Linked DNA regions of Mus musculus: region 2 is linked to region 1. A link is a loop called in an ENCODE intact Hi-C map of the cell type or tissue named here. Cell type or tissue: left cerebral cortex. All regions are shown on one strand. Links, peaks and the distances in the headings refer to the core of each region. The heading gives the core; the rest is flanking DNA.

What was found. Peaks named below come from ENCODE experiments on the same cell type or tissue, not always from the same donor. Only the 100,000 strongest peaks of a DNase experiment are listed, where the experiment ranks them.
Region 2: it touches region 1 in a loop (3-fold over the local background); 10 of 42 quality-filtered maps call a loop at or near these places.

The regions. Positions count from the first base shown.
Region 1 is chr5:112,869,874-112,872,786 of GRCm38, reverse strand. Myo18b (myosin XVIIIb) reads left to right here. Exons shown (of 44, transcript NM_028901.2): 6 at 291-403; 7 at 1,190-1,366. Among named protein-coding and RNA genes, the nearest start is that of Myo18b, 25 kb to the left of the region's middle. In left cerebral cortex, for the core only: a CTCF peak has its summit at 1,816 (motif pointing left); a DNase peak (open chromatin) is centred at 1,810.
Region 2 is chr5:112,468,697-112,471,609 of GRCm38, reverse strand. It overlaps Sez6l (seizure related 6 homolog like), which reads left to right. Exons shown (of 17, transcript NM_001253916.1): 5 at 1-13. Among named protein-coding and RNA genes, the nearest start is that of Gm42160, 6.7 kb to the left of the region's middle. In left cerebral cortex, for the core only: a CTCF peak has its summit at 1,268 (motif pointing left); a DNase peak (open chromatin) is centred at 1,246.

The DNA.
Region 1 (2,913 bases), core at 295-2,794:
TCCCCTCCCCTCTCTTGTCTTCCCCTCCTCCTTCTCTCCCTCCCCCTCCTCTCCCCTCCCTTCTCCTTTTCCCCTCCCCTCCCTTCCCTTCCCCTCCCCTCTCTTCTCCCCCTCTCCCCTTCACTCTCTCCCCTCCCTTCCCCTTCTCTCCTAACCCTCCTCCCCTCCCTTCCCCTCCCCTCCCCTCCTCTCCCTCCCCTCCCTTTCTATTCCCTCCTCTCCTTTCCCCTCCCTGCCCCTGCCCTCCTACCCACCTTTCTTTCCCCTCCTGTCTCTGGCTGTCCATGCAGCAACGGTGCTTAAACCAGATGAGGGAACAGCTGACCCGCCTGCTGGAAGGGTGCGGCTCTGCATCGATGCAGACAGGACTGTCATCGAAGTGGATGAGGAGCAGGTCCACCCGGTGAGTGTCCCCTCCTCCCCACCACTGCTCTGTCCTCTCTGTCCCCACCCCCCATGGTACTCAGGGCTCTGCTGATGGGGCTCCATCATGGGATCGTTCACTGTATCTTTTAGCTCTTTGTGAAGACAAGCCTGCTGGCTCCTGTTGCCGTGGCTCTGACTGATCTGAGCAGGAGATTACTTTTCATTTTGTGAAAACCTTTCCATAGACGTGTTTCTGTTTTCACCCTGGGAGCTAGGGAACTCAGCTAAATGGGCAGGTTGCCATTGAAGCATAGATTCCAATGGTGCATATTTTGGGCATCAACCTTTCCCTTAGGGGGCTGTGCATACCTCTAAGGGACCAAGGCACAGTGAGCTTTGGTAAAGGAGGTGGTTGGCCACTGGCTTCCACCCCTGGGTGTCACAGGGCACGTCGAGTGTTCCTCTCCAGGACTTAAAAAGCAGATGATGTGAAGAGGCATGTACCCTCAGCAAGCCAAGCATGGTACACTTGGGGTTTTACTTGACCTGTCTTGGAGACAGCAGCCTCACAGAGCAGTGCACCCAGGATGTGGAGACAAAGCAAAGGAGATAGACAGGCCAAGGAGAGAGCCTGTCACTTCCCTTTGTGCACTGGTCTTTGTCACATGCCCTTTACATGACAAGACCAAGCAGTGTGTGGGGCACATGTATGCATGAGGGTGTGTATGCAAGCATTTGTCCATGCACATATCTGTGTATGTGTGCTGGTGCTGGTGGGGTAGGGGCCAAGGAATCCAGAGGAGATCCTTTGTGAGTTCTTTAGGCCAACCCCTCTGAGCTGGACCAAGCTGAGGACCTGGCTTCTCTGGTCAGCGTCAACGAGTCAAGCGTCATGAACACGCTTCTACAGCGCTACCGGGCTCAGCTGCCATACACCTGCTCGGGGCCTGATCTGATCACCCTGCAGCCACAGACGACCACAGTGCCCTCTTCAGGGAAGGTGAGGTGGGGCAATGGTCGGGGGCAGAGACAAGTGGAAGGCCCCTCGCCTGGGTATTATAGGGGAGAACTGACTGTCAGCACCCCGGAAACCCTCAGCTATGCTCATGATGGGAATCTTGGATTTGGCAAGCACCAGTGACCCCATGCTCCCTAGAGGGGGATGGTGAGCTCTGGTTCAAAGCCAAGGTGTGACACTTTAAACTAGCCATGACACCCACCTGGAAAGCCATTTCATGGACACGCAGAGGAGCTGGGACAAAGTTCAAGCTGCAGCTTCTCTGAGCTCCTAACGTTAGCTAGATTCTCTGAAGTCTCATACATCCACCTTCATGTGGAGATAGAAGCTCTGTTCACCCTGGTATTTATTTATTATCTCTTGAACGGAAGAAAGGGCATTTATGATTGGGATTAGTAATGAAAGCAAAGGTTCATGGCGCCACCTGGTGGAGAGTCATGGACTACACCGGTGTCCTCTGTCCCTCGAAGCTGTTTGCTGGTGACTAGTGGGCTCTGAGGAAACGCCAACCCTGCTGCCCTGTGGGCTTCCAGGGAGGGGAGACAGGAGAGGCCACTGATGGTAAAGCCCACGGTGGCTGAAATGGACTGGACACCTGTGGGCAAGGATGGGGCTGGAAGAAGCCAGTGGGGGCGGGGCACGTGTCACAGGTCCTGGGTGTGACTTGTGTAGGGACAGACTCACAGGACCCTGGGCTGCAGACAGATAGACAGGGGCATGGAGGAAAGTGCAGGCAGATGGGTAGATAGTCCCTAACAGTGGCCCTCATCTGTCACTTAGGGCTGTGAAGCCACACTGAGACCCATGGAGTAATGTCCACTCCGGGTCTCTCTTCTCAGACTGGGTATTGTAGATTGATCAAATGCACCTGCAAACACAGGCACAGGGAGGGCCCTGAGTGATGCCACCCTGGCTCTCCCTGTGAGGGCCACTGAGCTCTAATCTCCTTCCGTCTCCAAGTCTTCCTGCCTCTCAAGTCTCATAGGAAGCCATCTTGGCCCAGTCAGCTTCTGGTCCCCAAACAGCCATCTGACCCACATTGGCCTGGGACTAGGAACAGCTTGAGTATGGTCAGGACACAGTGAAGGACATGTCTCTTGGGGTTGGAACATGTTGAAGGGTCATATGAGCACACATGTGGATGTGGGGTGCAGCTGTGCACTCTGCAAAGAGGTCCAAGGCATCACTTGTAAGGCTGGGGGTGCCCACGGGTGTCAGGTCTGCAGCATCCGTTTTCTTCACAGCGTGGGCCAGGACACAAGTCTTCAGGGTAACTGCAGCTCCAGGCTCAGACCCTAGGATCTTTGGATGCTCCAGGCTCTGAGGCTACCTCCAGGAAGGCAGGCCTTGTCCCGTGGCTCCCACTTTAAGAGCTTACCTAGCACTGGTTCCAAGTGGTTTGGGATAAAAGGTGAGGTGAAGCCACTCTAGTCCTGGTTCCCCAAACTACAGGTCTGAGCTATGAGGAGGACCTTCTGGGTGTGTGTCCGGTTCCTCCCCGTCTTAGGGAGAAAAGGCAGGGCTAGGCT
Region 2 (2,913 bases), core at 185-2,684, 400 kb after region 1:
CCTGTCTGCTCAGGTACCATGAGTGCTTGCCAGCCGGGCAGGGCGAGGGTAGGCCAGCACCCTCTAAGGCACTGGTTAGACCTCACGCTGTGCTGACCCCAAACCGTAAAATCATTCCATTGCTAGTTTTAACTGTAATTAAACTGCTACTGTTACGAATCTGATATGTGGGATATGTGACCTACAACCCTTGTGAAAAGGTTGAGAACCAGTGCCCTAGGGCATAGGGTGTAACCTTGGGTAAGGCCTTTGCCCTCCAGGCTGTGCTGTCATACAGTGCCCAGGGTATGAAATTGGCTCCTGAGGACACATACCACACAGCAGTGTTCTGCCCAGTGAGAACCTTGCTCTCTAGCAGTCACTCAGCAGCTGACTTGGTGGTGGCTGTTGTATATCCTGGATGCTAAGCTTTCTTCTCTGTGATCTGCCAGTTGTGAGCTCTCACGCGGGTAGCAGACATGCAGCTTTTCCCACTCGCCACGGGGTTTCCAAGCTCTCCCTGCAGTGCAACATGTATAAGCTGTTCTTTTTCATGGCTGTGTAATATTTCGTTGTGAACATTATGCTCTGTTTTGTTTACCCATCCATCCAACATTGAACTTTGGAATTATTTCCACTTTTTACCTAAGTAACTGCCCTGCTCTGAACATAGAAATTAGTTTCCATTTCTCTTAAATATGATCTTCAGAACAGTGTTGCCAGGTCGTGTAGTGTAACCTCTACAAACCCACACTTCCCACAGAAACCACACCATGCCATTTCACCTGCCACTGGTGGCACACGGCAGTTCTCTTCCTTCCAACGCTCACCAATGCACTGCTTTCTACAATCAGCACAGTAGGCCTACAGACTCACCACGTTCTCATGTTTCCATGATAAGCACTGCTGTCACATCTTTCTCAATGCTTCTTGTAGCTGACAGTATGCCATCTCTGAAAAGGCTCTTTAATCCCTTTGGCCATTGCTCAAGAGGTTACTGGGTTGTTGCTGTACTATAAGTGCTCTTTACATATGATGGATCAAAACCTTCATGAGATATGATTTGTAGGCCTCTTCCCCGGTTCTGTGGGGGTTTGTTTGGTTTTGGTTTTGGTTTATTTTTTCACATGGCCTCTTCGTAATGATGAGGTCTCTCTCATCCCTTGTTTCTTTTGTTGCTTTGACTTTGGGCTTAGCTGCTGCTGTTCTGTTTTGTTGGTTGAGCTTAGTCAACATGACCTCAAAAAGTTGGTGACAGCCTCCAACTAAGGTGGCCTGGTGCCCTCTGGTGGAAAGAAGTAGACAGTACAGGCCAGCAAGAGGAAACCTGGACTTCAAGGACAGACAGGGGGGATCCTTGGCTAGTGGATCTGACATCCTTCGAGGATCCTGCCAGCATCCACAAACGTCCACTGTTACCAGGTTCTGCGCCTATGATACGAGCTGTGAGGGTCCTGCTCTCTCCGAGTCTCTGCCCTGGTACAGGATGGCGTCTTAGTTACTGCTTGTGGCTGTAAAGAAACATTGTAACTATGGAAACTCTTCTTTAAAAAACAAAGTAATAAAAAATAAATAAAAGCATTTCATTGGGGGTTTGCTTAGAGTTTCAGAGGGTGAGTCCATGAGTAAAAAGCACACAGGTGCTTTATATCATGGTCCACAGACAGGAAGGAGAGAGAGAGAGACAGAGACAGAGACAGAGACAGAGACAGAGACAGAGACAGAGACAGAGAGACAGAGACAGAGACAGAGACAGAGACAGAGACAGAGACAGAGACAGAGACAGAGCGCCTGGCACAGGCTTTTGAAACTACAAATCCCATCCCAGGAACTAACTTCCTTCAACAAGGTCACACCTCCTAACCCTTCCCCCAACAGTTCCACTTCGTGCAGGGGGTGGGATGGGGGTGGGGCGAGGGGGCTACCATTCTTATTCAAACCCCCCAATATGTGACCAGATGAGAAAACATGGCGGGGGTGAGGAGGGCAGAGAGTGCCAGAGAGGGGTCATAGGGGTAGTGCCACAGAGCAGGTAGGGACAAGAGAAACCCTGACACTCAGGGACTCAGGGACAAGAGGTGATGGTAGGCCAGAGACCAGGGAAAGTGTCCCCAGGGAGCCAGGCTGTTGGAAACTGAGTGGGAGGTACCAAAGTGAAGGTCAAAGGTGTCGGTTTTCCCTGCCAGTGAGCTATCCTGTGAAAAGGCTGGTGGGTGAAAGGGCTCAATAGGTTTGAGGAGGTCAGCATATGCTATGGTTTGTATATGCTTGGCCCAGGCAGTGACAGTATTAGAGGGTGTGGCCTTGTTGGAGTGGGTGTGGTCTTGTTGAAGTGGGTGTGGCCTTGTTGGAGTGGGTGTGGCCTTGTTGGAGTAGGTGTGGCCCTGTTGGACTGGGTGTAGCCTTGTTGGAGTAGGTGTGGCCCTGTTGGAGTGGGTGTAGTCTTGTTGGAGTACGTGTGGCCCTGTTGGAGGAGGCATGGCCTTGTGGAAATGGATGTGATCTTGTTGGAGGAGGTGTGGTCTTGTTGGAGTAGGTGTGGACGTGGGCTTTAAGACTCTCATCCTAGCCGCCTAGAAGCCAGTCTTCCACTAGCAGCCTTCAGATGAAGATGTAGAACTCTCAGCTCCTCATGCACTGTGCCTGCCTGGACTCTTCCATGTTCCCACCTTGATGATAATGAACTGAACCTCTGAACCTGTAAGCCAGCCCCAATTAAATGTTTCCCCTCTAAGAGTTGCCTTGGTCATGGTGTCTCTTCACAGCAGTAAAATCCTAACTAAGACAGCATATGTCAGCATCACTTGGGAGGCAGAGGCAGATGAACATCTATAAGTTCAAGGCTAGCCTGGTCTACACAGTGAGTTCCAGGACAGCCAGGGTTACATAGTGAGACCTTGTCTCAAAAACAAACAAGCCAAAGAAGAACCCCCC